Regions from separate parts of the Mus musculus genome. Here all the other regions are linked to region 4. Evidence: chromatin loops called from intact Hi-C (ENCODE). Cell type or tissue: gastrocnemius. All regions are shown on one strand. Region 1 has its middle 170 kb from the start of Gm52576. Region 2 overlaps Acvr2a (activin receptor IIA). Region 3 has its middle 4.0 kb from the start of Gm13481. Region 4 holds the start of Acvr2a (activin receptor IIA). Region 5 overlaps Gm13481 (predicted gene 13481). Region 6 holds the start of Gm13481 (predicted gene 13481). Region 7 has its middle 13 kb from the start of Gm13481.

Region 1 (4,000 bases), 810 kb after region 4:
TCCTGTCAGCAAAATCTTGCTGGTATATGCAACGGTGTCTGCTGGAAAAAAACCCAGATGTCCCTTAACAGAGGAATGGATACAGAAAATGTGGTACATTTACACAATGGAGTACTACTCAGCTATTAAAAACAATAAATTTATGAAATTCTTAGGCAAATGGATGGATGGATCTGGAGGATATCATCCTGAGTGAGGTAACCCAATCACAAAAGAACTCACATGATTTGTACTCACTGATAAGTGGATATTAGCCCAGAAACTTAGAATACCCAAGATCCAATTTGCAAAACACATGAAACTCAAGAAGAGGGAAAACCAAAGTGTGGATACTTTGTTCCTCCTTAGAATGGGGAACAAAACACCCATGGAAGGAGTTACAGAGACAAAGTTTGGAGCTGTGTTGGAAGGAAGAACCATCCAGAGACTGATGCACCTGGGGATCCATCCCATAAACAGCCACCAAAACTCTGGTTTCTTTCTTTCTTTCTTTCTTTCTTTCTTTCTTTCTTTCTTTCTTTCTTTCTTTCTTTCTTTCTTTCTTTCTTTTAAGTTTTTCAAGACAGGGTTTCTCTGTATTGCCCTGACTGTCCTGGAACTTACTCTGTAGACCAGGCTGGCCTCGAACTCAGAAATCTGCCTGCCTCAGCCTCCCGAGTGCTGGGATTACAGGCATTCACCACTTCTGCCCGGTTTTGAATCCACGACATCCTCTGAAGGAAGACTCTGTTTACAGGACTGTTCTTCAAGGTGTTTTACCTCGAGTCCTAGATTCATGTTAGAAACATCCACTTCTGTTGTAATGGGGTGGCATATAAATAACAGTTCCACTCTCACTCTTCATCACTGATAGATCACATTAAAGGAGACAGATAGGACTCACAATCTAGCCCCTCTGCCTTCCCTTTCATTTCACTTATGGCATCATTTGCTGGAGAAATACTTGAAGCAGTCTGCTTGTGAGCAAAGCCACATGGCCTGATGCTTACCTCAGGTACAGTTTTCCAAGTGGGGCTTGGACTGAAGTCATCAATGTTTAGGTTACTACAGAAGAGGAAAACGGAAATTAGACACTTAAGGTTAACAATAGCAGAACAGGCCCAAAGCCATACAATTCTCATAGGGAGCCCTAAAAGCAGGCATGCATACATGTATGATCAGAAGGATGGGCACATGGAACATTGCCAGTTAGACATGACAAGGTTTACATTTCGTCAAAGTATTAAAAAACATATTACCCTCAATTAGTCAAAGAAAAAAAGTGTCGGTGTGAGTAGAAAGACTGGGAGAGCAATGCCAAAAATAGCTACGTATGGACTGCAAACAAGTGCTGGTGATTACGCACAGCTGGGAAGAGTTTAGAACTGTGTGATTAATATAGTTTGGGCTTTAGCTTCGAGCCCGGTTCCTCATTGTAAATGTGCCCCTCCCACATGTTTTGCAACACTTGCTGTAACTGTTTATTTTCTCCAGGTTTGAAAAGAAATCAGGCTGTAAACCAAGAGACAACTGAGTTCAATTGCCAGCGATGTGGCGTCACCTTATTGGTGCATTTAAGAACGATGGTTCACAAGTCATAAAATAACTCCTCCCTGGAAACACTTTGAATCAGATTCCTTCTACAAAGGTGCTTGAATTGCTGATGTTTACATAGTAGTTGATCAAGTACAGAGATCTCACAGGTTCCTGTTTGTTGAGTGCTTAAAAATATCTCCTGCGCCATCTAATGGAAACAATGCAAACTACAATCGGCTTTGGAAGACAAAAGCTTCAGGCTCTTCCACACAGATCAATGTAGAAGGGATGAAAGCTGGATCAAATAACAGTCTCTAAATGTAATGGCTTGGGGAATTGGCTGTTTTATAGTGAATTCAAACATGCCCAGAGTCTTATGATTTTACAAAGCAAATGAATTAAAACACAATATATCTATTCACAGCAGCGAACAATGGCTCTAAAAAACATTATTTGCCAAACAAAGAATTGGAATATTCCAGTCTTTATTTATTTATTTTTAAATACTAATTTATTGGCATGTTAATTTTGTGATTTTTGTCTCATCTATATTTTAAGTACAATGTCATTTAATTTTAAAGGTATTTCTCTTTTTCAAAAACTGAATTTGATGTTAGAATCTGCCCCTAGAATTTTAACTTCAGGAAATTTAAATGAAAGAGAAGCAATTTAAATTAACTGCTGTGGTAATGTTGGGGCTATTAACAAAGAGAATCACACTCCCTGTCTAGAGTCAATACAGGGAACTGTCTCCTGAGAATGTTCTACAAGGTCCAGAAGGCTATTTTCTTATGTCGACTTATACTTTTTAAACCGTTGTTCAGCATACGTCACCTTGGTCTAAGAGCTAAGTATAGTCATTACCACTTTTTACTAATCCAGAGAAACACAGCGAGCACCAGGAAATGTTAGTTCTAGAATCACTGCGTTACGGATACCACCTTAGTTATTTTTTTAGTTGCTAAGACAAAAACACATGACCAAAGCAACTTATAAAATAAAGTTTATTGGTCTTAATAGTTTCAAAGGTTGAGTCCATGACCATCCTGTCAGGGAGCATTACAGGCAGCAGGCAGGCAGGCAGCAGGCAGGCAGCATGGCAGGCAGTCATGGTGCTGAAGAAATAGCTAAGTTTAAGTGTTTTATTTATTTGGATTTTCCTTTTGTTGAAAATTAAAATTTTTTAATATAATATATCCTGATTATAGTTTTTCCTTTCTCTACGCCTACCAGTTCCTCCATACCTCCACATATACCTGGATCAACACTCTTTCTGTTTCTGATTAGAAACCAAATATGATTTAGAGATTATAAATAATATAATATAGTAAATATAAATTAAGATACAACAAAAACTAACACATAGGAGTAGAAGAAGAGCAAACAAATAAACAAACAAACAAGAAATGGAAAGAAAAGAGACCAAAAAAGGGGACAGGAATCTCATATACTTATATGCAAATAGAAGGCAGGAGAGAGAGAGAGAGAGAGAGAGAGAGAGAGAGAGAGAGAGAGAGAGAGAGAGAGAGAGGATGAATTAGAGATGGCCTGGGCTTTTGAAACCTCAAATCCCTCCCTAGAGGCACCCTTCCTCTAACAAGGTCACATCTCCAAATCCTTACCAAAGAGTCTCATCAATTAGGGACCAATTATTCATGTGTGTGTGTGTGTGTGTGTGTGCGTATGTGTGTGTGTGTGTGTGCTTGAGGAGGTGCTCTTATGCTTTAATATGTGTGCACAGGTTAGTTTTATCCTAATGATAATGGATCTATTTTCAATTGTTTCTAAACATTTAGCTCCTGGCCAGAAGGTGTTTCTCCATTAGGCTCAGAGAGACTTCAAAGATTTTATTCCTTAGTCTTGAGACAGTGGCTTTCTGATCCAAACACCTTGTAAATAGTACGTTTAGATGGCAGCCTGGTTTGTTGGCAGCTTGTAGATGAAAATATCCTATTGTAAGAACTCATGGTATTACCTTTTCCAGTGTACCCCAAGTCCCAAGCAGAGGGTTGGGCATATATTAAATATTCAGCAGAGGTAAGCGGTTTATCGTACCTTAAGAAGAGTCAGAATGTTCTCCTTTGTAGTTTATAAGGAACAGGTGGGGATTCCACAATGACACAGAAGCTAGGAAAGTCCTGTCTGTCTTCTCTATGTTTCCTATGATCCATAGGTACCTTGCTGGTATAGATGAAGAGGTATGCTTTATCCAGAAATGTGGAAGAAAGGAACGATGATAGGATGATTGGGGGCGGGGGTATTATAGCTAAAGGAACTAATTTAACCAATACTAATAACATTAATAACATATTTAACGTGTAAATATTGAAGTTCCTTAAAAGAAAGGAAATGCGTGCTTTCATTTATAACCCTTTGTTCTGCTTAATACTGTTATACTTGTAAAGGTTTCCAAGATGAGTTAACAATGAATAAATTAATAGGAGACCATTAATTTTAGTTTCGCTGAAAATGTTGGTTTTTGGAT
Region 2 (4,000 bases), 73 kb before region 4:
CCTGTGATTCATTCTGAAGTCATGTTTGTTTTTAAATGTCTAAAAAATTGCTGTTCTTCTCAAATTAAAAATATAAAAGGTTAATAAAGCCAAAGTGCTTCCGTTTAGCAGAGTGACAGACCAAAGAGGCTATCTACAAACGCTACAGGAAGGCCAGGCTCACTGTGACTCTGTCTCTCTGGGAAGTTGCTATGGGAAGCTGATCCTCCCTTACCGTTCTACAGCCACCTCTGCCTGTAATAGGATTCTACTGGCATGGACAGGCTGACTGAGGGGACTGAAAGGAAAAGGCGAACACCAATCTAGCAAAGGCAAAGAAAACTAGACAGTCTGCAAGGTCCAAGAATAAACATATAAGTTTATAAAGAAATAACTAAATAGAAATGGCAATAATCAATTTTTCAAAGCAGCAATACTACAATCTTCAGATAACTGAACAGAGAAAAAAGGACAACAAAGCCACTGAGCAATAGTGTCTCTAGAGAGAACACACACATCTACTGTGTTCAGAATTGCACAGCTACAGACATGAAACAGGATTGAGGTCATGTCTTCAATAGCTCAGATTAATAATACAACAGGGAGTTCAAAGTATATTAAATGTCTTCTAGATAGAAAGATAAACTTCAAAGGTCCTATAGGATTACAGGGCTTCCCTTAGTAACATACTTTCGTCTCAGAGAGAAATCTGGGATCAACATTTGATATTACAATTTACTCAGAATTTTTCTATTAATTGCTACAAAACATACAACTGTCAAATTTTCTTAACAGTATAAAAAATTTAAATAAAAAAGCAAAACACTGGCCAATATTCAAAAAGGAAGAAAGAGATCTGCAAAGGCTCACTCTTGCCAATGATGATGTACTCTTATTATAGTTTTATATTCATGGATACCTAAGAGTGGGCTTAAAACTCAGCTTCATAATAAAAATAACTACACAATACAAAATACCAATCATTGATATAGCTTTTTGTTTTCTTAACAAGAAGTGATTAGAATGAAGTTTTAAATGTATCTCTAAAATCTAAGTTTTAATTATTGTATAAGGTATATTAGAAATTATTCTCAGTTTATTAGTATCAGAATAGTAATGTATTCAGAACACCTAAGACTTCTATCATTAAACATGTAAACCCCAAGGCAACAAAAGGGAACTTAAACTCTGTAACTCATGGCATCCGTGAAGCACAGCTTTGCCGTGATGCACAGAAACACTTGGAAGATAGCAATTCCAAGGACTACAGAATTTCTGAAAATCTTCCCTCGAGTTCCCAGTGCTGTTTCAACAACCATTCAATATATAAAACTTAGAAGACACACATCAGAAATGGCTCTGACTGTGCATTCCTTCTCAAGACATAAGAATGTATGCTGAAATTGCAGTTACTGGTAAAGTCTGACTGTCCAAAGCCCCTACACCGTGGCATTAGTATACCCATTCTGGGCTACTCTTTAAAGGGGTTAGCAAAGCCATCTGTCATCAAGTCTGCTTATTCCTGAGATACTTCTACATACTAATACAAACAGCCCTATCCTTCAAGGCAGCAACAGATTTGTCAAAGGTGTTATTTATGCAGCTAATTCATTAGCTAGAGATGACATTGGAAAATATAGATTTTAAGTTAAAAGATAATGAGCTAAACCAGAAAGTTATCTCTTATTTAAATGAGTAAGGCTGACATTTAAAGAACTACTGGGTTCCTAGGGCTAATGCCCTCATTAGGTTTTATCTTCCAATCAGAAGAAACCTTAGATAAGCATAAATACTGCTAACAATTCTTCAAAACCAAATGTTTTTACTATGTCAAATGAATAATATTTGGATACAAAAGAGAGGACTTTTATAACAAAAATGTAGATAAACTATAAGGGATGCAAAGTAAAGCAACAATAACACGACTGTAAGGACAAATGGCTGCTGTGCATCCACAGAAGCTTTCACAACCATGAAACAAACAGCAATGCGTCTTACCTCTATCATTATATGAAAGGCGTGCTTGTGAAGAAAAAACACAGGCAAAAGAAATTACGATTCGTATTCAGAATGAAATGAAAAATGACACATCAGTTACAAAGGTGAAAGAATGATTTAGCTTTTTAAGAGTTGACAGTGATTCAGCAGACTGTATTCTTAAGATAAAAATGAAAAACTCATTCCTTATAACCAGAGGAAAGTGTTATTTTAAAAAATATAAGGAAAAATCCTTAAATTACACCTATTAGGGTGGCAGTAAATAAATTTGGATGTAAAAATAACCCAAAATTACCTGATACAATGGGCTCAAGCCAGCAAGTAAAATAAATTTTAGATATTACATATTACTTGTAAAGATTTGAAAGTCTAAAGTGTGAGTGGTTAAACAGGCAATTCTGGGGAACAGGAGCTGCAATTAGATTCTGAACAGCAGAGGGCAGTATTGCCTTTAACAAATACCAGAAAACAAAGCCCTGAGGAAATCCAGCTCTCTCAGACCAGGGATTCTAAGAGCTTTTATGAGTGTGTGCATGAAGGTTAGGGAGCCACCTCAGGTGTCATTCCAAAAGTGCCATTTCCAAGTGACCTGGAACTCTCCAAGCAAGCTAGGCTGGCCAGCAAGCCCCAGGAATGCACCTGCCACAACTCTTTTTGTGCTGGGGTTGCAAACATGCATCATCAACCCAGCCTGGCTGCCTGTGTGGTTGGCAATTTTTCTATTCCCTTCCTTCCATGTGTGTTCTAAGGATCAAACTTAGGCTTTTGTGAGCTGTGATGTCTTTCCAGTTCTAGGGTTTGTCTGCTTTGTTTTATTTTGTGTTGTTGTGTTATTTTGGAGGTTTTTTGGTTGTTGTTTTGGGGTTTTGTTTTGTTTTGAGTTTTTGTTTGTTGTTTTTTGTTGTGGTGGTGGTGGTTTGGGGTTTTGTTTTGGGTTTTTTGGTTTGTTTGGTTTTTTTTAACAGTTTTCATAAGACCCTCTGAAATTTCCTACTTCCAGTGAGTAAATTATCTCACTCACATTTTTGGAATGTACTAGGTGAAACACAGAATAATGCTATGTGTGTGCTCAGGAAAGACAAACCAGGAAGAAAACACAAAGAACGATGGCCAGAATTAAATAAAACCTGGTGATAAACTAGCTCTGTTACAAACCTCCCTGTCCAGCTGTAGCAACATGAATAAATCAAAATATACCCTGACAGAACAGAGTTTAAATGACTTAGTCCACAGTCTGAATTAAGCAATTGTTAGCAGTTCAAACTATAATTCCGGTACTATAACAACTTTAAATTTAGGAAGTATGTAACAACTGAATAAGTAGTAGTCCCTTGGAAATAAGTATATAGGCACATTTCTCAGTCTGAGGATAGTCAGGTAGTAAAAGAGAACAAGTCACCACAAAAGAGATAACTGCCTGAATTTTAAATAAAGCAAAATACATGTTAGCCACTGCTAGGGAGCTTGAAAACTCCAACAGATGACACGTTCCCCCGCTGCCACTATTTCTACAGAGAACACTACCTGACAAAAAGAAATGACAATTCACTTTTCTATAGTGGTTGTTTGCTTGATATCATCCAAGGCTATTCATTATCCATCAAAAAAACAGCTTAATACTTCCATACCATGAGAGAACCTCTCTTTCACAGGGAATGCGAAGGCACAATAATTACTGGGATCTTGTTTACACACAAGAACTTTCAGAGCTCACAATGTCAGTGCAAGCAAATGTTACTCTTAATCTTAGAAAGTATTATGCCTATTCAGGAAACTTCCTAACTAATGGAGAGAGTAAGCTATAAAACATCCAACACAAAAACGAATGAAGACAAAACCAAACCTTTTTGTGCTAAAAATGGGCAAGACAAAAGCAAAAGAATTAAAATAACTAAAACAGATTTTTTAAGTATAGGTTTTTTTTAGATATACTTCTCAATAAAAGAACATTAGAACAAAAAGATACAAAGTAATAAGAGGAACCAAGGGCATGCTTTTTCAAAGTAGAAATAGTTACAGTATA
Region 3 (4,000 bases), 350 kb after region 4:
GGACTGAAGTCATTATTAGGTTGGGATTTCCCTCTTTAGTAACAAATTCTATTAGAAAAGTTAGAGATAAAAAAAATGCTGATGTTTGACTGATTGTTAGATGAAAGCATCCATTATTATTTATAAAAGATTTGTTTAAAATGGATACTTTCTGAAGTCAATGATTAAAAATTGAAAAGGAAATACAGAGCTACTTTTATATAATGTGGACCCAAGAGATTGGAATTATATAAAAGTTCAATACATTGTCAGCCATACAGTGAAGACCCAGAAGAATCTAAGAAAAAAAATTAAGGAAATATACAATACAGTAGAACCAATTAAAAACAGGTAACATTCTAATTTGATGAGAAATAAGAAACTAGAAAAAGTCAACCAATAAAAATTCATTGCAGAAATTTATTACTTTTAATTTATAATCAACACAATTTTTTGAGTTAAATTGTTTCATTTGAACTCAACTCATTAATTTAATTACGTAGGATAAATGAAACAAATTTGTTGTTCTTTCAAACCATGAATCAAATTCTGAAATTGGGTTAGTTCCTTTACACCAATTTGGAAGAAGGCCAGTTTCGTTACGTGAACTCCCATGCTCTCATTAAACATGCCTACTGCATGGGACCTAGTTAATGTCTTTTTCAGAAAGTACGAACAATTTCACTCATAGCAAAAAAAAAAGAGGAGGGAGTGGGGTGGAGTTCTAGAGTTAACTCCTTCCACCTTTCAGGAAACGTTCCAAATCATTTGAACTCTGAGATGTTCTCACTCCCTGTAGTCACTCCATAATGTAAACACTTTATTTTCTGCTCACATTTCTAATAGATACAATGAAATGTAAGTACATGCCATAAAGTCAGCATCATGTCAATATTTTAAAATGAATTCATAGACTTATTCATCCATCACCACAATCCAATTTAAAAATTGCATTCATACTTACATTGCACATTTTTTATATGTGCTTTATCTGTTTGGCTAAGAGCTAAGAGCTTAGTTTAGATAACTGGATAAAAGAAGAGGGCAAGGGATATAGGTAACAGACAGGATCATTCTTTTCCTTTGTTCATTTATTCATTTAACAGTTAATGAGTCCTTAATTAAAATGAGTCAGGCATAGGAGTGATTGTTTACAATAGGAATATTTTTTCAGACATAAGCTGATGGATGCACGAACAATTTAATCTTATTTCCATCAGAACCATAAGTATAATATAAATACGCATGAGGTGCAATGAGAATGCATAAAAGTTCAACTCCAACAAGGGGTAGCAAAAGGGCTTCCTGGAAGAAGGGCTCAAGCGGTGCTTGAGTTGAATGCTTACTATATTCTCACTACACCTGTCTCCACGGGATTTTATTCGAGTATCCATCAAGCATTGTGGGACCAGAATTCCAGCCAAGGGAGGTGAGAGGGAGGTGAGGCTGGAGAGGAAAACAGACTCTGCATAAGCTTACAGTTGGCTTTTGTCCTTTGTGCACAGGAAGGAAAGTTCACACTGCACATTAGATTCTCCTTGTAAGTATTAGAGAACAATATATATTGCAAGATTTAGTCCTGTTTAGGTTCAGTGAATGGATATATCTGGCTATAACTAGATCTGTTAGCAGATGCTTTCTCATACTATATTTCAAGATCAGCACATGAGTGCTTATTAGTTTGACTATATATATATATGTGTGTGTGTGTGTGTGTGTGTGTGTGTGTGTGTATGTATACAGTGTGTGTGTGTATGAAACTTAATATATAGTTCAATTATTCTTGATTCCAAAGAGACAGGGAAGGGAAGGAGAGGGGGGAGGATTGAATACTAACAATATTTGCTAGTATATTTGATAGGACAGAATTAATGGCAGTTTTCAATTTCAGTATTTGATGCTACTCATTATTCATTATTACAAGATTCACCCCCAAGATTAAAACTTTGAGGAGGCCTATGGGGAATCTTGGCATGGATTCAACTGGACCTGCACTCTGCTTCATGTAATGTTCAGAATCCTGCCATTGGCACTGCAGATCAAATACCTACGTGGATGTATTGAGTATGTCTTCATCTCTCCCTGCCAAGAAGCCACCAGAAAAGGCCCACACGAATGGCTTCAGTTGGATGTGGATAATTAGGATGTCTGCTCCACATGATGGCCCCCTGGGAGGAGAGCTGGCTCAATCCATTTGTATGGATTGTTCTGTTAGAATAACTCAGTGGTCAATTACTGCCTATCCTGCTTAGCAGACTGTTGTCTCAAGATAATTGAAGTGCAACTGGAGTCTGAGAGAATCTTGAATGTCACCCTCGTCAGGTGAAGCTCTTTAATCAGAAAATATATGTTGCTCTGCCAAGTTAGATGGTCAAGCAAAATGGGCAATTCTAATTAAGGCCACTGGGTGGTTTCAAGAAAACCTTCTTCAGAGACAAGAAGATCTAAATGGGTTGGGTCTTTGGCTACCTGATTCTACATACAGGTACTAACTGAATCTATATACGGGGATGCAGGTGAAATGGCCAGTCCCTCTTATCTGGTTTGACATTAATAGAGCTGTTAACAAGGTTCAACTGCAGCAACACTGGATAAGAAAAGAAGAGCCAAATTCCTTACATCAGTCCTATTAAGTTAGACAGATGTCCAGTTTAATCAATCTGCCCACCTTAGAACCTTGGCAAATGTCCTTTTCTTAGGTCTTAGTGCTGTCTTTGGCTGTTGCTTCACTTTGTGTTGCAAAGATGTCCTTATCCTTTACAGAAACTGTGCAACCAAGGCACTTTGATTCAGCTGTTACCTTTATTTAACTCTACCTTATAAAAATAGGAACGTTTTCTAGTGCATTGGTTTCTTTACAGTCAAGATTGAAAGTACATATAAGGATTGAAAAAAAGCCTGCAACCATTTATATTTTAAGATACCCAAGTGTAGTTAGATTGTATTTATTTATGGTTTGAAGAAAGTGGCTGAGCGCATGTGTGCAATGATAGGCGAGCCTCTGTCTGCTTTTTGTCAATGGACCAGCACCAGGAGATGTCCTTCAGCCTCTCAACTTTCATCTTAGGGACTCCTTGACAGCTGCCTCTCTTTAGCAGTTTCTTGGCCCAGTGGCTATTTGTAAATCTCAAGTTTCACACCAGGGTTTTGTTTCTTTGACTTCTCAACTTTAGTGACTTCAAGGAAAGTACCATATGCGCATTTGGATGTTAACATGTTCTTTGCTTTAGTAAATTCTTTGCGGGGAGGGGAAGAATACTGATAATGGGTTAAGATGTTGGGATAGAAGTTGTAGAAAGATCTGAGCAGAGAACTGAGGAACAGTTGAGGTGAGGTGAGGCCTGGAGATTTTAAAAACTGACTTTCACCTCTTGTCTGAACTTTAAGCAGATTTAAAAAGTGATTTTCTTGGTGCATATTTTAAAACATCCTCCCTATATCTTAACATCCAGCATCACCTGCCATTTCCTTCTGGATGGACTTACAGGCTAGAAAGTTAGAGATTCTAGGAATAAGAGTTGTTTTTGGGAACTAATTTGCCTTGCGTTTGCCTTGAGTATATCTTACAGCCTCGGGCTTCTGGTGTGCTGCCTTAGAAATGAAAAGATAATTTCATTTTTATTCTTCTAGTTAAAGTAAACTACACATTCATGGATACCTGTGTGTCATGGTGTGCATGTGGAAGTCAGAAAACAATGGAAAGGTTCTCTCCTTTCACTGTGTGGGTTCTAGGGATCCTGGGTTAACAGACTCTATGGAGTGCCCTTACCTGCTCATCCATCTCTCTGGCCCAAGCTCTAATTCAGAGCATTAGGCATGTCTGGAAGGTTAGGGATGGGGTACTAAGTGTTGTGTTTCTCAGTGAACAATGAAGCCAATTGTTACACCTTCCCTGTGGGTGGCTGCAAAGATTACCCAATATGAAAATTCCAAGTACAGTACTTGGAATGTTTTCAGGTCCCTTAACATTTTCTCCAAAGGCAGAGTGTCTAGGACAAATTGGGGGGGGGGGTCCTTGGTA
Region 4 (4,000 bases):
TTGGAGAAGACGTGAGAGGAGACCTAGATTAAATCGCTGATAGGATGCATTGTTTCTCACAGTCAAAATTAAACACCAGCTCACTTGATCTATGTCTCGATATTCACCGGTGAAGCACTAATTAGATGACGACCAAAACCGGTCCTTGTTTTGGAACAGCTTAGGCTAAATGACATTTTGGAATACCTCCTTCTGGGTCTCAAACCTTTACATAAATTTTCACTTGTGGTATTTGCGGCTTGAACAGCAACCCAACCAGCGCTGTCATCGAGTGTTATGGCCACAAACCATGACTTTCTCACTTGCACAACAACACAGCACTCAACCTATCAGTTCGCCACACCAACCCAAAACAAGTGGAATTCATGGAGATTTCGAGATGATCGGGGCTGCGGGTTTAGGCGCGGGAAAAGCCTCGGCCCGAGAACTGCCCAGCAGACGGCACCCGGCACCCGGCCACAGCCCCGCCGCGCCGGCTCCTCCACCTACCTGAAGAGCAAGAGATAAGAAAGACGGCGAACGCCAACTTTGCAGCAGCTCCCATTTTCCCGAGGCGCCGGAGAAGCCGTAGGAAGTTCTCGCTAGATATCCAGTTCCCTGGGTCTTCCTCGGAGACAAACCTCCTGGTGTAAAATCAACCGTCATAAAACATATTCGGAAGCCCCGAGGCGGGGGGGAGGGGGAAGCAAAAAACGTTCACAGGGTTGAAAAAAAAAGGATTTAAAAAAAAGGCACAACAATTTAAAAAAATGTACCACGGGGGAAAAACCGCCACATACACGCACAACACACCAAACCAAACAACGAAAAGCCAACAACAACAAAAGCGGGTTGGAATCACTGTCAAAATCACTGTCAGCTCCGCTCGCCTCTCGCGTCTCAGCGAACAAAACGCCTGGCTGAGGCGACGAGGCGGCGGCGGCGGCGCCCGCAGCCGCCCGGACGGTCCGGGAGCCGAGCTGCTCCGACGTCCGGACCGACCTTCAACCCGGACACCCAAAGTCCGCGGACCACAGTAGCCGAGCTCGCGGCGGTGGCGGTGCGAGGCGGCCGCGGGAGACGGCGACGGGAGAGACGGTGGCGCAGGCGGCGGCCAAGTTCTGGTCCAGGCTGTGGCTCCGGCTCCCGGCTCCCGGCTCGGCCGCGTTTTCGGTCTCCTGGCCTCCGCCGGCCCCGCCCCCTACACTTCCGGTTCCGTCCTGAAGCTGGAAGCCAGGCGCGGCGGAGAAACGCTCCGCGGCGGCGGTGGCGGCGGCGGCGGGAGCGGCGGCCGGGCGCAGCGCGCGTGCCGGGCGGCGAGCGCGAGGAGATTGTCCGGGAGGCGGGGCGAGCCGGAGGGGCGGGGCCGGATCCGGAGCGCGCTCGCGAGGCTGCGGGAACCGAGACCGAGCAGACGGGACGGCGGGCCCTGCGGGTGCCCGCCGCGGCCCCGAGACGCCCGGTGTGCCCAGTGCGGTGCCCGCCCGGGCGCGAGAGCCGCGGCGCCCGAGCGGGATGGGCGATGCTAAGGCCGACTGCGGCGCCCAGCCTTTCCTCTGGGGGACGCCGAGGCCGCGCCGACTTGCTCCGAGTGGGCGGGAGCCGCACCCGCTGCTGCCCGAGCGAGCTCGGTGCTCGCGAGCCGGCCGCGCCCCCGCCGCCGAGGCCTCCCCACGTTTGTCTTTGGGCTAAAAAATAAAGGCAGGAAGGGCTGTCCGCCAGGTCAGGACACCCTCGCCAGATAGCTCGATGTGAGGTTCGGATCCTATCCACCACACCTTGTATACACAAAGCATTGTGTTGCAAACAGGTTTGCTCCTAGTTGGCGTGAAAGTCTGTATTAGGCTTGAAGTGAAAATCGCAGATTTCAGTGTATTGGACCGTCAGAGACGGTGGTGTTATCAATTCTTAGCCTCTTGTAAGACCTGTTTTTACCCCGTAAGCCATGTTGAACTGTTGATCGGGTGTTCAGTTAAGCACCGAAACATACAGAATGTAAAAATGTGAGCCCTACCTCCAGAAGCTCGGCTATTTGGGATATTCGAAGTTGGCTATAGCGTGCAAAGGATGATTGCTAGAGTCAGTTCGTCTGCCATTTAGCACAATTTGGTATAATAAAGGGGGAGATCTTGTTTTCCACTTTATTCCAGCATTCTGAAGGTTTTGACAGGAATGCTTCCTCAGTAGATAGGTAAATACCTAGAAGTTTGCCCTTTTTTCTTAATACAGTAGTAACCTCTGTGTTTGGAGACATTTTCAAGAAAAAAAGGAAGCAACTGTGGGATGGGTAATTAATGTTTTAGTGTACACTGATCCCCACATTTTTCCACAAACTCACTTGTATTTGTTTTCTTTTTCTCTTCCTATAAACTGCTCTATATTTCTGTCTATTAAGTACATCCTATAATTATCTGCCTATTTCTACTACTTGTCAGGGTTAATAATCATTGTGGCTCTTTAAACTCTCTCCAAGATTTCCAGTTCTCAAGCCCTGCTCAGAATTGATGGTATTATGCAACAAAATCCCAAACTGGTCTTCAGGATGCCTCAGTAAATCGAATGTAGTTCTGCAAACAGTTTAGGCTGGACAGAAACGAAGAGTTGCCACTAACAGTCTTAAAATGGAAGAGTGTGTTTACTTTAGAACCATCTACCCTCCTTTCTCCCAGGGATGGATCAGGCCCTACTGTTGTCTTGTCACTACATCGTCTCGATGTTTCTTCATCGCTAAAAACAGAGCAAGTGAAGCAACAAGAGTTGCATATTAGTTTCCTCTCACCTCCTAGTCTGACATATGAGTGAACGTAAAATTATTTTCTAAAGTAATGAAGAAGAACTTCAAGAATAATTCTGAATAAGAGCATTCTTTGCTAACAAAGAGTTAAAGTAAACCCCTGGGAGAAATTAGTGACAACCAGTCATAACAGCTATGCATTCTGTTCTTAAATGTGCTTCTGGGAGGCACCGGGATGGGCTCTTGTGGAGCTCAAGGTAGCTTCGAACTCCCTAGAGAGCCTAAGATGACCTTGAACTTCTGATCCTCCTGCCTCTACTTTGTAATTGCTGCAATTACTGACATGCACTACTGAGTTGTATTTATGTGGTCCTGGGGATCCAACCTAGAACCCCATGCATACTTAGCAAGCAAATGAGCTCCACCCAGAGCCCAGAATGTACTTTAAAAAAAAAAAAATCCAGAAATAGTGGCTTTAAAAGATAGTGTTATTAATCCCCACTACAGTTCCAAAGCTCACACTGAAGATAGAAATAGCTGAAATTATTAAGGCTGCCCTTTTTCCTCCATATTACTTATGTTTGACAAATTTCTACAAATGCTATGTAATTCAGTCATAGCCACCCCTAATGCTCCCCTCCCAGTACTCCTAGGGCCCCTTAATAAATGCCTTTATATAGTCTGACTGAGTCCAGGTAGTGGTGCTTGTATAAGCGTGGGCAGTCTACCAGTAGTCACATCCCTGCAGAAAGTCCTCTTCCCAGCAAACTTCAATTGCCAGTGGCTCCTCAGCTAAGGCCTCGAGAGGCTCTTCCCGTCAAGATGGGAACTCCTGCCTGGCTTGACCTTGCCAGGGTTACTGTAGCTGCTTCAACTTCCATGCCATGTCCAGAAGATAGTATTTCATTCACAGCACCCCATGGCTGGAACTTTTCTCCCATCCCCCATTCCACGGTGTTCTGTGAGCTTTATGGGATTGATCTAGACATCCTATTTAGGGCTGAGCACCCAACAGTCATTTACTCCTTAGCACTTTGACTAATTACACGTCTCTGCCTTGACTGCTGCTCACTGCAAAGGGAAATGTTCCTGGCCAGGGTTGACAACAGCACTAATATATGGGTATAACCAAATATTTAGAAGGCAGATTGGCAACACTTCTGCCTAACAAAACAACAGTAGTAGGTTCTCCCACGACAGCTTGTGTCCTTCCCTGGCCATGGGCTTTTGACAGTTTGCAGTTCTAGGCATCAATTCAGTGGTTCTCAGCCTTCCTAATGCTGCGAC
Region 5 (4,000 bases), 400 kb after region 4:
TGTCTGGGTCTTTTTCTTTCCCACTACTTGCAGCATCACGGGAATTCAGATTCCTACTCGGTATTCCAGGTTTTTCTGTTTTTCCCCTCATTCTTCACCATAATCATAGTAGGCAATCAAGCTGCCATAAGTAATGGTGCACAAGAGGCAGATGTAGAAAAAGCTTTAGGTTGTGTCAAGAAAGGGAAGGATCTTATAATTCACTGTAATGCGCCACACTGTCATTCTATTAACTCCATAATTGTTTATTGCTTCACCCACTTCCGTGATGCTTGGGTTATGCCAGGTGTATAATTATTCAGCCTCTTGTGCAACCAGTTTGGCACGTTTGGTTGTCAAGCCTTGGAGGAGATTTCTACCCAGCATCCAACTCTCTTCCCAGCATACTTCTCTTCAGGCCATGTTTGTGCTGCTGCTGAGCTGTGAGGAAACAGAAGATGACTGGGCTTTGCATGAACAGGACTCCGGCATGAACACATCTAGGCTTCTCCTTAGCTGTCTCAGAAGGTTTGTGGTTACCTGGGTGAGCTCATTCTTTAAGATCAAGGCCCAGTGAATAACAGTGAGGCCAGTGCTGCCTACTGCTCATCAGTTCCCTGACTTCATTGTGGCCTGACTCTCATTCTTAGGTCTCACTGACTTTGAAGACAATTCCCCAATCAGATGTGTCAATAGATGCCTTCTGTAGCATCTTTAGCTGGGCTTCCATGCGGCTGATGTGACTTTTGATGGTTTTGTCTGAATGTTTTTTTTTCCCCCAAAGTGATTTCAATTCACACTAATCTAAGCTTGAATTGACTGTCCTGGGTTTGAGGTTCATGGTGTAAAGTAATCCTGCAGTTACTATTATGACTATGCCTGTTTAAATTCTATGTTAAAATTAAAAAAAAAAAGAAAGAAAAAAAAAGAGAGAGAGCCTAACACATTTTAAGAAACTCACAAACACCTTGTAAAAAGTCAACTTGTAAAATCCCAGCTGTTGAAGTAGTATATTTAGCAACTCTTTATACCTGCACTAGGCAGGGACACACGGGTATATGTGTGCGCACATGTTTTGGATTCATTTCTGTCAGAAAAAGAATGGTCAAGGACAGCTAGCCAAAGGTCTGTCTATTACGTTTTCCTTCTGTGACCATCCCATGCCGACTGGATATTCTGGGAAAGCTGTTTCACTTTTTTTTTTTTTTCAAATCTTAGTCTCTCGTGTCTAAAATATGAGGATATGACCATATGCTTCCCGAGACTTGCTCCAGCTCTCCCTTTATGATTCATTGTCAATAATATAGAAGAGTCGTGAACAGCCTGTGTTCAGAAGATGCTGCCTGGACCCCAAAATAAAGTCTGATGACCAGTGGCTATGGTTTGCCCCGAGAAGAACAGAAGAGGGATGCGTATCTACTCAGTGCTATATACTGCTTCCACCTCTGATTCATGCTATGAAATCTATTCCCATTGTGGTGCTATTAGCAGCTGAGGATATTTGGCAAAAATGATTATAGCAAGAGGGAAGGGCTCTTAGGAATGGGGTTCATGCCTTAATAAAAAGGTTAGAGAATTCCTTTTGTCTACTATCTTTTGATGATACAACCAGGAATACCTGTCCATGAACCAGGAAGCAAGATTGTAGCAGCCACAGAATCTTTCATGTCCTGGTTTCCAAATCTGTGGGAGATTAGTTTCTATTGTATTACAAACTCCTTGGTCTGTGGTATCTTGTTGCTGCTCAAACAGGTGGAGGCACCTAGCATTGAAGATCTCTTACCTCTTCTTCCTCTGGTCCTACCTCTGCTCCACAAATGCATTTATCCCTGCCCCCCCCCCCCCCCGCCTCCCCATCTAATTCATTTACCTGTTCATTCAGTTCATCCATTGGCAAATACGTTTAACCAGAACCTGCAGAGGAGACTTTTTTCGGCCCAGTTCCCCAGCAAGTGAAGTGATGGATTTGGGCTAGGTAAAGTCTCAGGTGTCTGGCAGTACTTAGAGTCTTTAACTCCATGAAGACCATCCCTCCACAAGCCTGTCAGGATGGGGAGTGCATCCAATCCTTCACCCCCTGTGCATTCGTTCTGCCTACAGGTGCACTGTTTTTCCTGCACATTCTCTCAGATGGCAGTGGAGGAAAGAATGAGGTAACTGCTGAGGACTGGCTGCCAAAGCCTTATGTGGGAAAACAGTTTTCCAGAATTGATATTTCTAGGAATGATTGAAGAAAGAAAAAGAAAAAAAAAAGAAAGAAAGAAAAAAGATGCAGCTCAATTTGGCAAGGTTAACGGCACAGGCTGCAGGCTCTCAGGCTCAGCTGCCAGCGTGACCTAGAATAACCTAGAATAAACCGTCTTTGCCTGACAGGACAGCTGGCAGGAGTTTAGGGTATAGAATGGCCTGGCCTGCAGGATGCATGGATGACATGAGGAACACAGAGAATGGGAGCATGGCTGAAAGGACATGGTGTCTCTAGTGGTTAGCAGGAGCCAGGGATGACTGCCGTTGTCTTCAGAGTTGTAGAAAGTTATGGAGCCTGCTCTAGGAGGACAGTGGCGGTGGCTAATTGCTGACTCTTCTCTCTGGTTTCCTTTGTGTCTAGTTTGTGCCTCTTGGAGGAGAGCTCCCCATCATAATTTTGCTGGAGACTGGTCTCTCCTATGGACTGAGCCATCTAACTGAGAAGTCTCTCCTCTTTGACTATCTTATTAACATTTTCTTTTGCATTACCCAACTTTTTCACTTCTAGTCTTAGTTGGAGTTCATGTAGATGGAGAATTTAAGTGCCATGTCTTGACTTTTCCATGTGATTGACCTCCCCTTGATAAAATAACTCAGAACTGGATGCTCTTAGGATTCAAGCCGGGGACATATGGATGAAGTGGACACATCACAGTGAACTTGGCTGCTAGGTTTCCCCTGCATGCTACAGGGCCTTCCTGGCTGGCATACCTTGCTCTCTACCCTAAATTCTCCAGCCCAGGGTCTGGGCTGCCCTTCTATATAATACAACCATTCGGCTACCTGGTATTTTTTTCATCTCTCTTTACGGCCTCCTGGCTGATGCACCAGGTTCTCCTTTTTTCCCTCTCTGTTCCCATCCCCTCTCTCATCACATGTCCCAGAATAGTCTGATCATGTCCACTCTGCTTTCCTAGATATCCCTGCATCTGGCCATGTATGTTCTCCCTCATATCCATAATAAACCTTCTCTTCCACCATACCTAGGAGAAACTCTCTCTCTCCCCCGATCCTTCCCTCCCTCCCTTTCTCCCTCCCTCCCTTTCTTCCTCCCTCCCTCCCTTCCTTCCTTCCTTCCTTCCTTTCTTCCTTCCCTTCTTCCTTTTTTTTCTTTTCTTTTTCTTCTTGTCATTCAGATACTAGTAGGGCTGAACAATGCTTCCAGGATAACACATCTGGCCCCTCTCTTCTCAGAGGAAAGAACCATCCTGAGTTTGAGTGGGAGACTTCAAAGCTAGGGCTTCATAACTTCTGGCTGCTTTCTGCCATCTTTACCTTCTCAGTATGAAAACGCAAATATACAATTAGTATGAACAGAAGGCCTTCTGGGGGATGTGAGGTAGGTTCTGTTATCAATTTTGTCAATCAGTTTTGCTAGACATTGAACTACTTTCTATGTTTATCTCTTGGTTTCAAATGTTTCAAACCCACCAATATTACTATACACCGTGTCCTCCTCACCTTTTATGGTAAAGGTAAATGAAGTATTTGTCATCCACAGGACCCACATGGCTTGTTGTGACAGCAATTGTTCCTTTGCCACACACACATTCTAGGACTACTGGCTATATGCTTCCTGGTCCTCCTGGCAAAAATGTGTTTTCAGAACTTTTACTATGTTATCATCTTTACCCTCCCCCCTCCCCCGCCCCAGACATATTTGCCCAACCTTTTTAATGCCACATTTCAGTTGATTTCCTCTCCTTTGTTGTCAGGGTTTTTTGCCTCCAGCTGCTGGAGACAAACACCATTGTAATCATAAGAGCAAGAGCGA
Region 6 (4,000 bases), 360 kb after region 4:
GGTACCAAATCAGATCAGAGAGAACCAGAAGCCAAGAGACAGAGCTGTATGTGGGCCATGTACTAATGGTTCCACAGATGGAAATCTCTCCCACATTGGATAGGAAAGTGTCCACTGAGCCTGTCAAAGGTTATCTGTAATGAGCTCTTTTTCTAAGCTACTGGCTGGGTGGTCCATGCACAGTTATTGGATGGTCATTTTACTATTTTTTCCCACTCTGCCAAAGACTATAAAAAGGTCTATGACAGACCATTGTAAGACTGTTGGCCCTCCTAGAAGGACCACTGAAGATATGTGGCTAGGTCCAGTAAGGATGAGGTCAGTAGTAAGATACATTTTTAGTCATAGGAAAAATAACAGTTGCCAGAAATAGTGAAAGATAAGCAAGATGGTGGCTAAGCTGCTTAGACCACCCCGTTGGAAGTTTTTCAATGACCAGAGAATTCATTCTGCACCAGGAGGCCAATGTGACTATCTTGAAATGTCCCCTCATATCACCTAGCATGGCCTGCCTTATCATGCAACTGAGGCCTGTCCAGATGTTTCAGGGCATGGCGATGTCCCCTAGGTCTGACCTGGTGAAGTGAGAAGATCCAAAAAAACTACCTATTGGGGGTTCACACTAAAGAATGAGGAAGAGAAGCCTTTGCAGCCATGAAGAAAGAGAGCCCAGGAAAGTGGAGCCTGCAGACAGGATTCCCTAGAACGCGCAGTTGTACACCAGTCAGCAATGCAGACACAAAGTCTCTCAAAGCACCTCAGGCACTTGCTTTTATCATAACACTGGAGAACAGCTCAGACTCACGTCACATCAGAAACGACCTTGCCAGAGTGGTGACTGCTCTCTGATCTGCTTCTGGGGCAGGACAGAATTCTTGGTCCCAAGCAGTCCCTGTTTCATGTACTTCAAGGCCAGTGGCATTTGAACAGAAAGAGGGCAGTGGAGAAGAAAGAACTTTAGGTGAGTCTCTGTTTCTTATGGTCATGTTACTTGACATGGGTGATAGCTCTGCTGGGCTGGGCTCTGATCATGAGCATAGGGACCTTGTGTACAGAGAAAGCTAGCTGTCCATAGGTGATAGTTTGGTGACATTTTGTAACTTTGTTTTGTTGCTTTGAGCTTTCAGAAGGCTGAACTGGCTAAAACAAATCCAGGGCTGGCTGGGACATGGAAACCTGACACAGATACGGAGACAAGCTGGTCTCTGAGTCCCTGTGGTTAACTAGGGTATAGTGGTGATGACACTTCCTGGGCTCCCTGAAGGAACAAGAGCCACCTCCAGCAACTGCTGAGTCATAGACCAAATACAGCTTTGCCTTCACACTCTGATGAAAAAAAAGAAAAAAAAAGACGTTGTCTCTACCATTTGCTCATAATATGTAGTCATTATTTCAATTAGCACACTGCTTTATCATGGCCCCCTTTTCATAAGTATGTCAATCAAAGTTGGTGTTTTCTCTCATAGCTTTAGGTTCTGTATAATATAAGCCTCATCTGCTTAAGCTATTTCATGTCATGTACTTCTCATGTGACTTGCACTCAGGGGCTCTCGAACTACTTTCCACACTGATGGCTTGCCAGCTGTCCTACTATTAAAGCCAGTACCCTCCAACCTTTGGGTGGCAAACATCTCAAGGGCCTCTCGCATCATACCACGGGATGCTTGTAACCTCGGGGCTGTTTAATCCCAAATGTTGTCCTTTGCAAACTCTTCTCCTGTTACTAAGATGTCCCTTTCATCTTCTGACTTCCTGCTTCCTGCATTCCTGTTATTTATAGTAGCCCAGGAACAAGCCACTCCCAAATTTCTCAAGAGGATTTACAGTTGCTACTTGCAATTCCTCACCCAGCTTCTGCCTCCACCCCCTGCAGCCCGTGTTCTGCTTTAGCCCATCTGCTCTTTTCCCAGGAGTGAGTGGTGGCATTGTTCCTCAGTCCAAAAGCCTGTTTTTCAGTCCTTGGTATTTTAGCTAATTCATCTCTGTTGGTCCCCTTTAGTCTTGGTGTCCTGGCATCTGGACAGTGCCTTTTTTTTTTTCTTCTCCTTTTGTGAACTATTTTTTGGTTTTTCTTCCAAAATATGAGCAATTCTGAAGTCTGAGCTTCTTTCTAAATATCAGTTCAGGGTGACACAGAATGACAGCCGTGAGATCTCTTCTTTTTGGACAGCACCTACCGTCTTTACTTAGAGTCTCAAATCTTCAAGCTTTAGACTCATAAGCTCAATTTTTTTATTTTCCTGCTCTCCAGCATGACTGGCTCGACCCTCCAGACCACTTTGACTTGACTGTACCACCCCAGCACGAGCTCTCAGATAATTCTGAGTAGCTGTAATCCCTAGATGAGCAATCAAGAGACAGCATGAGAGGGGCTTATCAGGAGGAGACTGAGAAGCTTAGGTACGTCCCTTCCTCAACGATATATTAGTAATTAACAACATCACAGAGGTAGACGTTTCCATAAGCGAAAAGCCACCCATATACCCATACTTACAGTAGCACATGCTCCTGTAACCCAAATTAAACTCATTGGTTTGCCAAACTAGATTTGTGTGGAATCATTTCTTTGGTCTGTTATTGATACCCTTTCTAGGGGTGATGCCATATTTGTTCGATTCTCTTCAGGACCAATTTTGTTAAGATAATACCTGCCCCATCACTCTTATCAGGGTTTTACATATTTTTATTTCCCACTTTAACCACCATGGTGCACGCAGGTAACTATAATGATGGTTTACATAGACCGTGATTCTCTATGAACAGTAAGGACAGTAAGCCATTTCAAGATCTCTGGGGTCAGAGTGTGCAATTTAGAAAGCCCTATAGGTAGTTTGGGTATGTCACCAAGGGAAAATGTTTCTCTCTCTTTCTCCCTCTACCTTGAACATCATTCTCCTGAAGGCTTTGCGGTTAGATTTCCTTCTTTCCTGTAAGTTCTGATAGATTCACTTTGATTCTCAGTGAAGATCCAGCAACAACTTTCCCTTCTCCAGTACATTCAATTATTCTCTCTGTTACTGCGTAGAACTCTTAATTGCTTAGCTTGGCATCCCTGATATCATCCTTAGTATCACGGCCTTTTACTTCTTCCCTGCTTACTTTATGTTCTACTTACATAGTTTGCAGCCTAACTGTGGAATATCTCGGTAGACTGCAGGCTGTTGCATCTCTGCCTGAAACACACCATGCCTCTATTTGGAATGCTCCTTCCCTTCACCTCTACCTGTGAAATCCTACCTGAATGATAGGATCAGTTACAACAGAATCTTCTTGCTCCTGGTATTTCAAGGAACACCTTTTCTTTTGAACACCCACATTTATGTTGTGTTTGTTATTTCCCCCCTGGATAGAGTTTTCCCTTTCTGGACATCATTTCCAACTTTCAGGACCTTAATAAATCATACCTTGCCTGTTTGTAGTACAGATCACCATTTGTTTCATTCTGGAGTTATACTTTATTCCTGAATAAAGTATTTTAAAATCGTTTGCTGTGCTGAACCTAAGTCAATCAAATATTGGACTAGATGTTAAAAGCAAGTTTTTAAAACATTTGAATCAGAAATCAGTTTTTTGCTCATTGCTGTGCTGAAGAAGAGGAGACGGTTGGTTTTGGCTCCAATGGTTTGAGGCCCCAGTCCACAACAAGAAAGGGAGGAAGATACAGCAATGCAACAGGCTCCCTGGTCACATTGCACTCACAATCAGAAGTCAGAGGGCCATGAGTCCTGACATTTAGCAGGCTATCTCCTCCTGTTAAGTCCCAGATGGCAGCCCATGGAATAATGCTGCCTACATTTAGAGTGATTCTTCTTACCACAATCAACTCAACCTAGAAATTCCCTCAAGACCTTCAGAAGGGTTCTTCCTTACTTGAGTCTATATCCTGTCAAATTTACATCCAATATTAATCATTGCACTAAGCTACTCACTTGTCTAAATTTAGTGTCTAGCATGTTTTTATAAATAAGGTTTTTCTGGGGCATTCATTAGTTTATGTATT
Region 7 (4,000 bases), 340 kb after region 4:
ATTATTAGATTTGTATCTAACAATAATAATGATAAGCGACAAAGGGCTATCAAATTGTGATTAGAGAGGGGGAGCTTGTGAGGGATTAAAGGGAGAATACTTGGGAGGGAAATGATGTCATCATGTTTCAATTAAGAATATTTAGGAAAAAATTCCTTTAGGGAGGGTATAGAGCTTGAAGGGGAGGAGGGGGAGGAAGGAACAGGTGAAGGGACAGGCGAGTAAGAGGTTGCTGGCAGCAAGATCTCTCAGGAAACAAGAGGCCATAGAGTCTAGCAATAAGGTAAAGGTTCTCTTTGACTAGATTGGGGGAAAGGTAAGACTCCAATGACTGAAAGTAGTAAGCCTAGTTCTTTTTCTCTTAAATCTGTTATCATTGGTTGTTCATGTGGCATTGACTTGCAGATAATAAATATCTTAATTTAGAATAGTTTACATTTGGATGTGTAAAACTCACGTGTTTCTTGTTACTTCAATATGGTTTCTATTTCCTTATAGGAATAATGTTAGGATCTTTCTTTCTCTCTCTCTTTCTCTTTCTTTCTTTCTTTCTTTCTTTCTTTCTTTCTTTCTTTCTTTCTGTCTGTCTGTCTGTCTGTCTGTCTGTCTTTCTTTTTCTTTCTTTCTTTCTTTCTTTCTTTCTTTCTCTCTCTCTCTCTCTTTCTCTCTCTCTCTCTCTTTCTTTCTTTCTTTCTTTCTTTCTTTTGTTGTTGCTGTAACCACATTTTTCATAGGTAGAAGTTTTACATTGTGAAAATTTAAAATCCTAGGGGATGAGCTATAGACACTGGCTGCTTAAGATGTAGTTGGGCAAGAAGCAACAGTAGCTCCCATGGAACTGGTTGGAAATGCAGTTGTGGGCTTCATGGTAGACCTGCAGTTCAGAGTCAGTTCAATGGCAACCCCTCGAGATCTGGGTGCATATCACAGTTTGAGAAGCGCTGGGCAACAGACCCCCTTTAGAAACCTCTCCTGCTCCAAATTCTGTTTTTCTACCACCTTTGCTGCTTCACTGGGACAGCACCATGACTGCTGCAATTATTTCCTACTTTCAGGAGCTGTGGCCCCTTGACAAAGTCTGATAAATTTGAGTTTTAAAAGAGGTAGGTTAGTTTGTATTGACTCTCCTAAGATTCTTCATTTTAATATTAAAACCAAAGGATTATTAATATATGTATATTGGGCTGGGGATATATTTACCCAACATATGCAGAACCCTGGGTTTGGTCCTTACCACTGGGGGAAATAGATATAATGGAATCCTCCTAGTATAGCATATAAAAGAAATTAAAGCTGACATTACTAAAGTACTTTTAGTTTACTGTTCAGGCTCTCTCAATGATTTATATTTCATATAACTTAGAAGTTCTCAGCTGTGTGCCTACCTGTTAATAAAACAGCATTATTGTTCATTGCTGTTGTCTTGCTCCCTGAAATGTAGTTTGTAAGATCATCAATCCTTTATGATATGTAGAGCATATGAAAGGCAGGGAGAAGGACATGTTGCTCCCTGAAGAGCTGTCATTTTAATTAGAAGGCAAAGGCAAGGCAGAAACACTGGGAAGAGACAAGCCTGGGGTCTCATGCCCTTTCTGTTCCCAATGCCTTTGCACAACGGCATTTGGCTCAGTTTCCAGTGGGTACCACGACTGCCAGAGATTTGCTTGTTTAATTGACTTTTATTGCTTTGCTTCAAGCTTTTAAAATATTTGCAACTCAGGCAGAGCTTGTGTAATTCTGGGTACTGATGGATGAGTATAAAGATCTTTTGAAAACAGTTTGTTAGGAATGATAGATTATTTCTTCCGGGACTTTGATTTACATCATCAGTAAATGAGCAGTAACTGATATTTTTTAAGTAGCAAAATCGAGCAAACTGTCTTTTGTTAAGAGTCTCTACAGCAGCCCGGTGGTAGAACTATCTAGACAATATTCAACATGGCTGGCTTTTCTACTTTAGTACTATTGTTAGTTTTTTAAGAGAAGAGGTGAATTCCATCTAATTGGATTAAAATTTGTCTTTCAAAGTAAAAGCAAATTATGCTGAGCGTGGAATTTCAAACCTGAGCGAAAAACATCTGAATACTGGGTGTTCATCTTTCTAACAAGCTTAGCAGATGGATGGGAAGTGATGTTAGCTGTTTATTTCCTCAACATATCAATATGTGAGGATGTGGTGCAAAATATGGTTTTCCTGCAAATGAGCAGAGCCCTGCAAGCAAAGTGCACGCACTGTGTTTGTGCTCTGAAAGGACTTCAGAAACTGAAGGGCCACTATTACTTAAAAATCTGCTCCATGTGTGTAGCTCATCAAAATCTTAGAAGGGTTGCGATCAGGGGTTGAAAAGATGGAATTGTTTCAGCTACTAGTCTGAGCATGTTGAGGGTGCTTAAAGAGTCCTTTCAGTCAGGAAACACAAGGACAACTGGAAAGCTATCTGCATTCATGGCCTTTGAATTTAAAAATAAAAAAGAAAGAAAGAAGAACTTGCAAATCTACCAAAAAAGGGCAGTGTGTGTCAATTGATTCCCCCCTCAACATTCCCCCCTCTCCCCCCCACCCCCCGCCAGATTTTAGCGTGTATGTTTGTGACCAGAGAGCTTTCTTGGGCTGTCTATCAGTTAAGAAATAGGCCACAGTTGGCAGCAGTTTAATGGTCAATTGGCTTTATTTGAGAATGCTTGTAGAATTAGTCATCGCAGCAATGTGATGATTTTTGTGGGCCTTATCACCACTGATCAAGAAAACAATTAGCAAGTTGGGAAAACCAACATATGAAACTCCGAGAGCTGTCTTCTTTTTCAGTATGAAGACAGCTTTCTTAGTTTTTGGGGTGGGGGGGAGGAGCTCATGATAAATTTTCAGTGCTTGTTAAAAACTTTATTCATCCATTGTTACTTATTTTGTTTAAGTGGCTGTTGTTTTTTTTGTCATATGGATTACGGGTTGCCTACAAGTCCTGGAAAATAGTAAAAAGTCCTTTAGACCAAATGAAAGCGATCCTAGTTTCCTAAGGATAAAAACGAAGTGATTCAATGTTAAAAGATTCAGGCTCTGATGCATCAAGGTCAGCCATTCATTGCCCTCATCCCACCATACGACCGTAATCCATGCCTTGGCCGCCCTAGCCTTGGTTGTATGTATGAGCATTCCATCAGCTTAGCACCTCTAGGACAGAGGTGGGGACAGTCTGAGACACTTACACTGGGAGAAATGTTTTTATCTCAGTTTCTGAGTTGAGAGCAACACCTTAAAACTGAGAAGTGGCAAGTGTGAAACTTTGCCCCAAGAACTAAAGATGAGTTCGTGCTGATTGGCCGGGAGGCCTGAGGGGTTGCAGACAAGGCCCAATGGCATCTTGTTTTCCCGAAACTGTGTGTAGATATTCTTGGGCTTTTCAAACAGAACTATCTCATGGAATTGTGTTATGCTATCACAGTGCATGAAGCAGAAAGCTCACTTGCTTGAGAGTTTAAAAGCTTGTTTTGTGGCTTCTAGAATTCTCCATTATGTTTTTGAGGTTTTTCTGCATATAACAGAGAGAGAGAGAGAGAGAGAGAGAGAGAGAGAGAGAGAGAGAGAGACTGACTACAAGCGAGGGGATGGGGTGGGGTAGGGGGGACATCCTAGTTTCATCATACACCAGAACGCAGAGCAGCGCAAAGGGAGGGCTGAGGTGAGCTGCTCTGCAGGACTCGGGGCATGGTGGCTTGTTTTACTACTTGTTCACTTGGCATTTTAATCGTGTTCTCTCCACATGTGACAGGATTTATTAAATTTCTGTCAGGCAGTACTCTCACTGTTGCCACTATTAAGGTGGATTCATTACAAGGAAGGATTTCTGTCAGCACTTACACCTTACTCAAATAGTGGCTAAAACACACAGGGCTTGGATTCCTGGTTTTGCCAAATCGTAAATGCTGTTTTCCATGCATATACCAGACGCTCACACTCAGGCTACTGCGGCAGTTTAATAAGGACACAGAAAAGTGCAGGAAG

The links. A loop is a pair of places that touch in the nucleus more often than their neighbours do. Peaks named below come from ENCODE experiments on the same cell type or tissue, not always from the same donor. Only the 100,000 strongest peaks of a DNase experiment are listed, where the experiment ranks them.
Region 1: it touches region 4 in a loop (4-fold over the local background); 10 of 42 quality-filtered maps call a loop at or near these places.
Region 2: it touches region 4 in a loop (11-fold over the local background); 12 of 42 quality-filtered maps call a loop at or near these places.
Region 3: it touches region 4 in a loop (7-fold over the local background); 9 of 42 quality-filtered maps call a loop at or near these places.
Region 5: it touches region 4 in a loop (2.0-fold over the local background); 3 of 42 quality-filtered maps call a loop at or near these places.
Region 6: a loop joins it to region 4, with 4 times the contacts of the local background. A loop is called at or near these places in 6 of 42 quality-filtered maps.
Region 7: a loop joins it to region 4, with 3 times the contacts of the local background. A loop is called at or near these places in 5 of 42 quality-filtered maps.

Annotation. Positions count from the first base shown.
Region 1 is chr2:47,999,703-48,003,702 of GRCm38, reverse strand. No RefSeq gene overlaps it. Among named protein-coding and RNA genes, the nearest start is that of Gm52576, 170 kb to the right of the region's middle. In gastrocnemius, a CTCF peak has its summit at 1,735 (motif pointing left); a DNase peak (open chromatin) is centred at 1,730; H3K4me3 peaks cover 359 bases; H3K27ac peaks cover 352 bases.
Region 2 is chr2:48,884,675-48,888,674 of GRCm38, reverse strand. The region is part of intron 4 of Acvr2a (activin receptor IIA); the gene reads right to left. Among named protein-coding and RNA genes, the nearest start is that of Orc4, 63 kb to the left of the region's middle. In gastrocnemius, a CTCF peak has its summit at 2,402 (motif pointing right); a DNase peak (open chromatin) is centred at 2,498; H3K27ac peaks cover 753 bases.
Region 3 is chr2:48,459,235-48,463,234 of GRCm38, reverse strand. No RefSeq gene overlaps it. Among named protein-coding and RNA genes, the nearest start is that of Gm13481, 4.0 kb to the right of the region's middle. In gastrocnemius, no CTCF peak of the experiment used is centred here; a DNase peak (open chromatin) is centred at 2,115.
Region 4 is chr2:48,811,316-48,815,315 of GRCm38, reverse strand. It overlaps Acvr2a (activin receptor IIA), which reads right to left and starts at 1,207. Exons shown (of 11, transcript NM_007396.4): 1 at 490-1,207. The coding sequence starts at 544. In gastrocnemius, a CTCF peak has its summit at 1,525; DNase peaks (open chromatin) are centred at 552, 1,211, 1,554 and 3,626; H3K4me3 peaks cover 2,302 bases; H3K27ac peaks cover 2,740 bases.
Region 5 is chr2:48,406,422-48,410,421 of GRCm38, reverse strand. All of the region lies in intron 1 of Gm13481 (predicted gene 13481), which reads left to right. Among named protein-coding and RNA genes, the nearest start is that of Gm25338, 24 kb to the right of the region's middle. In gastrocnemius, no CTCF peak of the experiment used is centred here; DNase peaks (open chromatin) are centred at 2,065 and 2,382; H3K27ac peaks cover 1,276 bases.
Region 6 is chr2:48,454,074-48,458,073 of GRCm38, reverse strand. Gm13481 (predicted gene 13481) reads left to right here and starts at 809. Exons shown (of 6, transcript NR_166463.1): 1 at 809-961. In gastrocnemius, a CTCF peak has its summit at 1,890; DNase peaks (open chromatin) are centred at 1,622 and 1,869; H3K4me3 peaks cover 758 bases; H3K27ac peaks cover 2,569 bases.
Region 7 is chr2:48,467,777-48,471,776 of GRCm38, reverse strand. No RefSeq gene overlaps it. Among named protein-coding and RNA genes, the nearest start is that of Gm13481, 13 kb to the right of the region's middle. In gastrocnemius, no CTCF peak of the experiment used is centred here; a DNase peak (open chromatin) is centred at 1,622; H3K27ac peaks cover 2,045 bases.